Linked DNA regions of Homo sapiens: region 2 is linked to region 1. Evidence: chromatin loops called from intact Hi-C (ENCODE). Cell type or tissue: endothelial cell of umbilical vein. All regions are shown on one strand. Links, peaks and the distances in the headings refer to the core of each region. The heading gives the core; the rest is flanking DNA.

What was found. Hi-C counts contacts between places; a loop is a spot of excess contacts. Peaks named below come from ENCODE experiments on the same cell type or tissue, not always from the same donor. Only the 100,000 strongest peaks of a DNase experiment are listed, where the experiment ranks them.
Region 2: a loop joins it to region 1, with 4 times the contacts of the local background. A loop is called at or near these places in 40 of 110 quality-filtered maps.

Annotation. Positions count from the first base shown.
Region 1 is chr2:109,557,076-109,559,999 of GRCh38, forward strand. All of the region lies in intron 8 of SEPTIN10 (septin 10), which reads right to left. It also overlaps a transcript of RANBP2 not described here. Among named protein-coding and RNA genes, the nearest start is that of SEPTIN10, 55 kb to the right of the region's middle. RefSeq lists an enhancer at 1,537-1,831. In endothelial cell of umbilical vein, for the core only: no CTCF peak of the experiment used is centred there; a DNase peak (open chromatin) is centred at 1,626; H3K27ac peaks cover 2,035 bases.
Region 2 is chr2:109,608,135-109,611,058 of GRCh38, forward strand. All of the region lies in intron 1 of SEPTIN10 (septin 10), which reads right to left. It also overlaps a transcript of RANBP2 not described here. Among named protein-coding and RNA genes, the nearest start is that of SEPTIN10, 4.4 kb to the right of the region's middle. In endothelial cell of umbilical vein, for the core only: no CTCF peak of the experiment used is centred there; a DNase peak (open chromatin) is centred at 1,647; H3K4me3 peaks cover 404 bases; H3K27ac peaks cover 2,500 bases.

The DNA of each region.
Region 1 (2,924 bases), core at 327-2,826:
TGAGTTAATGGGTGCAGCACACCAACATGGCACATGTATATATATGTAACAAACCAGCACGTTGTGCACATGTACCCTAGAACTTAAAGTATAATAAAAAAAAATTTAAAAAAAATTATAAAAAAAATCTTGAATGCATAACAAACATAAGTTTTTTAAAACAATGCTTCATTAATCTATACAAGCACTTGAGTTGTTCACAAGGAAAATATATCTACCTGGTGAAGAGAAGAGACCTAACATTTGTTGAGTATCTGCTACTGGCAGGGTACTCTTCTGGACTCCTTTATGTTGACTATTTAATTCCCACAGCAACCCTGAAGAACAAGCCCTGACATTCTAAATAAGAAAACTAAAGCACAGAGAGTAATCTGCCCAAAGAAACATAGCTGAAAAGTAAAAAGCTGGGATTTGAACCAGATTAGACTTGTTCCAAAGTCCATATTCCCAACTACCACAAATCAGATTGCCCCAATGTGGTGTCTCAGCAGGAGAAAGTAATGGACTGCTTCTGCATATTTTGCATCTCATCGTGCTGCTTTCCAACTTCTGACAATGTAAACTTACAAGGCCAATTTCAAGTAAAGAAACTTGTACTATTTTTCAAAAGGTGGTAAAGAAAGTCAGATCTGAAAGAGAATGGTCTATAAAGTTAGTATTCTAAAACTAATGCAATCATTGTTTCTTATCATAGATTTATTAAATAAAAATAAAAACATTTTCTTGCTATACTATTCCCTTTTCTAGCATAAAAGTAGCTTGCTGTCATAATTTTCTTTTTTTTTTTTTTTGAGACGGGGTCTCACTGTCATCCAGGCTGGATCATCCTGCCTCTACCACCCAAGTAGCTGGGACTATATGAGCATGCCACCACAGCTGGTTAATTTCTGTATTCTTTGTAGAGACAGAGTTTTGCCATGTTACCTAGGCTGGTCTCAAACTCCAAAGCTTAAGTGATCCACCTTTCTGGCCTCCCATAGTGTTGGGATTACAGGCGTGAACGACTGCACCTGGCCTGACATGAATATTTAATGCCAACATACTACTGTTGTTGCAAATCTCACTGATTTAAAGTTGAAAACTAAAGAGAAAGAAAGAAAAAAATCTCAGATGCTCATGTCATCAAGAAAAGTCCTTTCCTTCAATTGGGACATGTTTGTGTTTCAAGTACAGTTCCGATAAGCCTAGTGAACTTTTTCCAAGTCTACTATAGACTACCTGAAGAACTATTTAGTTCTTGAGAATTCCAAAGACATGAAGTTTTACTAAAATTACGTCAAATACTTAAACAACTCTAAACTACTAAGCATACATCTTCCTTTCAAAGCTACAGGTCCCACAATACTTCAATGACAGTGATTTTGTGCTAAAAAGTTAAAGGTGATTAACTGTGGGAAAGAGATTAGTTAGGTTAATCTTTAATTATTAAACTTGGGGATTTAAAGAGTTTTATAAAGGCATGTTTCCAATGGTTGAAATAATTAATATAAAATGTTAAGATCAGTTAATTAAACTATGACTATAGTGCTATTTACGTGGGCCTCGTGACAAGCCTGCGATTGGTGCTGGTAGATTAGGATACCCACCATGACTCAGCATACCCATTCAATAAAGTGTAAGTGGAAAAACAAACGGAAGTTCTGGCAACAAAGAGGGCCAGGAAGTACAGTCACATAAAGGTCACCCAACAGGTTTGCGTAACTTGTCTTTACTGCTAGATAGATATAATACTGAGGGACAGATTTTACATGCCAACCAAATTACAACAACTACCAAATTAAATAGGAAAAGACTCCCGAGAAAACAGATATAAATTCTTTTTTTTTTTGAGATGGAGTCTCGCTCTGTTGCCCAGGCTGGAGTGCAGTGGTGCGATCTCAGCTCACTGCAGCCTCCACCTCCTGGGTTCAAGCAATTCTCCTGCCTCAGCCTCCCACATAGCTGGGCTTATAGGTGTCCGCCACCACACCCGGCTAATTTTTGTATTTTTAGTACAGACAGGGTTTCACCATGTTGGCCAGGCTGGTCTTGAACTCCTGACCTCAGGTGATCCACCCACCTTGGCCTCCCAAAGTACTGAAATTACAGGCATAAGCCACCACGCCTGGCCAGATATAACTTCTTGAAACTATAAAAAATAAAAGCTTCCTAATACATCAGACTATAATGAGCTACAAAAGCCTTATCAAATCATTTAATCACATATGACAAAGAACCAGAAGAGACATTTTGCCTCAACTTTACCCAAGTGATCCAGAAATACAGTAGAAAGGTCTACTCTCTTAGGAAGACAATAGTGAGCCACTGCTCCCACTCACTCTGTAGCCTGACCTAAACTTACTGAGTTTCTTCCAGCCACTGCTCCCACCCAGTCCGTAGCCTGACCTAAGCTGAAGAATCTCCCTTTCTAATTTCCCCTTCTTTGTGTGATCAGTGATCAGATGCTTCCCAACCTGAAGAAATGCTCAGCAAATGGATGTGATGGGCAATCTATGATTTCTGACTACCTATCATTGAGTCCTTTCCTCTTGGTACCAGTATCCATTATCCTCATTACCTTTTTGGGGGCTACCTCTCCCCCATGGGATACAGTCTTGTGGGACAATTAATCAGGTTCACACTCACTCCTAAACAAGAGATGGGAACATGACCTACATCAGGCCTACTGGACATTCTTTCCCTGGACTATGAATTGTGAGCAGTGAACAAAAAAGGCTGGCAATGGTTTCAGTTCATTCATTCCACTCCCAGAGCTGGAACAAAAATGGTTTCTACCTGTTGCAGGCCTTCCCTTCAAATCTGCAAGTCCAGACCTATGTAGCCTCCAACCAATGCCTTTTTTTTTTTTTTTTTTTTGTCTTTTAAGATGGGGTCTCGCTCTGTCACCCAGGCTGGAGTGCAGTGGCATGATCTTGGCTCACCGC
Region 2 (2,924 bases), core at 320-2,819, 51 kb after region 1:
TTTTCAAAAATCATTTGAGTAATTCTGGACTAATTTAGAGCTCAAGGCAATGTTCCTGCCAAATAGTATATATGCAGCTAAGGAAAAATGTCACCATGCACAGCTTCTATTTGTCCATGAGAGACTGGGATACAGTTTTCTCATGGACACTCACAGAACATTCAAGGTATCCATCAATATACTCCCTACCTAATATTTCACAATTTGTGAACTCTTTCTATGTAACACGCACTCTAAGACAATAGGACTTTCTTGCTATCCCCATAAATACAGACCACACAGAGGGCAGGATAAACTTGATCTGATTCTTAAGGGAGGAAGGTAAAGGAAATCAGAGAATAGCCACATTTCTACCTTATCTTTGGTAAGTTCCTTGGTCATATGATCTTAGGCTGAAACTAGTGAGGAGGGGCTGGGGAGCCCATCCTACCTGGCACAGACCAGGGAGCCTGACCAGGTAGCCTATTTACTAAAAGTAATACCAACAAAGTATAAGTGCTATATCCCAAGCTATTAAATCATATTTGTTTTAAGGTATTTAACATTAGAATTTAAAATATTTTACTTTCGTCATTATGACTATGAGATACATGATTCCTCCTCCAAAATCCTTAAATCAGTAGTAGATACAAATCCTAAAAAAAAATTAAATTTTCTAAATAAAGCATTATCTAAATCAACCTTCCAGATATTATCAGAAGAAAGTGTAAGAATTAAAGTTCTCATTACAAAAGCTTTGCGCATCAGGCATTTTATACTAGGAATGCTCAAAATCTAAAGCAGAGATAAATCACATTAATATGGTTGAAAGCAAGGGTCCTGTATGTATTCTTGAAGAGAGGGACTCTATCCTGCAGTAGATTATAAAAATTTAAGAGCATCCTTCTCCTTCTTTCCCACAGACCAAAATATATCAATCAATCAATCAATTAATCCAAACATAACCTGGCACTATGTTATAATGAAAATCGGTCTGGGACTATCTGAAAAGTATGACACTATCAGTGTTTCAGCCTAGGGAAAGTGGGGCTTCATTAGAACATAAGTGTAGATGAACAAACAGCTCCTGGCTGCCTGCAAGCATTTATAATTTATTCATTTAACATTCAGCAAGAATAAAATTGTCCAAGATAACATACTTTCCATATAAAAAAATAATGCCTGTCCTCAAAGATATATGAGTATGGCTATGGAGGATACAAAGAATAATACAGGTTGCTCTTCCAGAAAACAGATCATTTAATTAAGGACGAAAAAAATGCAGAGTTTACTTGATGCAAAAGGTTAACAATACAAAAACATAAATTAGGAGGTACTGCAAGGTAGCATATGACCAAATACCAAATGAGAAGCAGCCTGGCTGCCAGGGGCTGGGGTTCTCTGGGAAAGCTTCAGAGGAAGCAGCATGGGAACTGAGTCTTTTCACTGCCGAGATCGCGCCACTGCACTCTAGCCTGGGTGACAGAGCAAGACTCCGCCTCAAAAAAAAAAAAAAAAAAAGATCAAGAAAGAATTAAGAATCACAACTTCAAGACAGAAAGTAAAACAAATGAGAAGCCTCTTAGATACGAAAATTATCCTCACTGAAGAAAAACTGAGAAGGAATGAGAAAAAAAGTTCAGAAGCATTGTAGCTAAAACAGGAAATGACAAATGCGGACAGGAATTGCAAAGATTTGGTCACCACTTAAAAGGTAAGGATAACTGAAGAAGTGGAAAATTATGGCTGTGTTTCTCGGGAGATGAAAAGGCAGTCAGTGGACTGTACTCAACACTATTTCAAGATCCACTATCTCAGTCAACAATAACTAATTATACAGCCAGGATCTCCTGAATCATAAAATGATGCAATTCCTAATAAGGAGCATGGTGGAGATAATGGCAGGGACAATATGACACAGAGCAGATCTCACAATCACTAGCTGTGATTCCTTAAGCGAGACACTAAACTTCCCTGAGGTGTTTTTTTTTTTTTAGACAGAGTCTCACTCTGTCGCCAGGCTGGAGTGCAGTGGCGCGATCTCAGCTTACTGCAACCTCCACCTCTCAGGTTCAAGTGATCCTCCTGCCTCAGCCTCCCAAGTAGTTGGGACTACAGGCGCATGCCACCAAGCCCAGCTAATTTCCTGTATTTTTAGCAGAGATGGGGTTTTACGGTGTTGGCCAGGATGGTCTCAATCTCTTGACCTCATGATCCATCCATCTGGGCCTCCCAAAGTGCTGGGATTACAGGTGTGAGCCACTGCGCCCAGCCACTTCCCTGAATTTTAATATCCTCTTCTATTAAAAAAAAGGTCTGGGCCGGGCATGGTGGCTCACGCCTGTAATCCCAACACTTCGGGAGACTGAGACGGGTGGATCACCTGAGGTTGGGAGTTCAAGACCAGCTTGACCAACATGGAGAAACCCTGTGTCTACTAAAAATACAAAAAATTAGCCGGGCGTGGTGGCACATGCCTGTAATCCCAACTACTCAGGAGGCTGGGGTAGGAGAATCGCTTGAACCAGGGAGGTGGAGGCTGCGGTGAGCTGAGATCATGCTATTGAACTCCAGCCTGGGTGACAAAGCGACATTCCGTCTTCAAAAAAAAAGAGAGAAATGAAGAGAAATACTATGTACATGAGTTAGAAGACTCAACATAGTAAAGCTATCAATTCTCCCTAAATCGATATAAACATTTAATGTAATTCCTCTCGAATCCCAGCAAAATTATTTGTAAATATAGATAAGACGATTCTAAAACTTACACAGAGAGGCACAGAACTAGAATAGCTAAAAATCTGGGGGAGAGAAGAATAAAGTGGGAGAAATCAGTCTACCTTATTTCAGACTTACACAGCTACAGGAATCAAGACTGCGTGCTAACGGAGAACCCAGAAACAGACTGAAACAGACCCACACAAATATGCTCAACTGACTTTTGA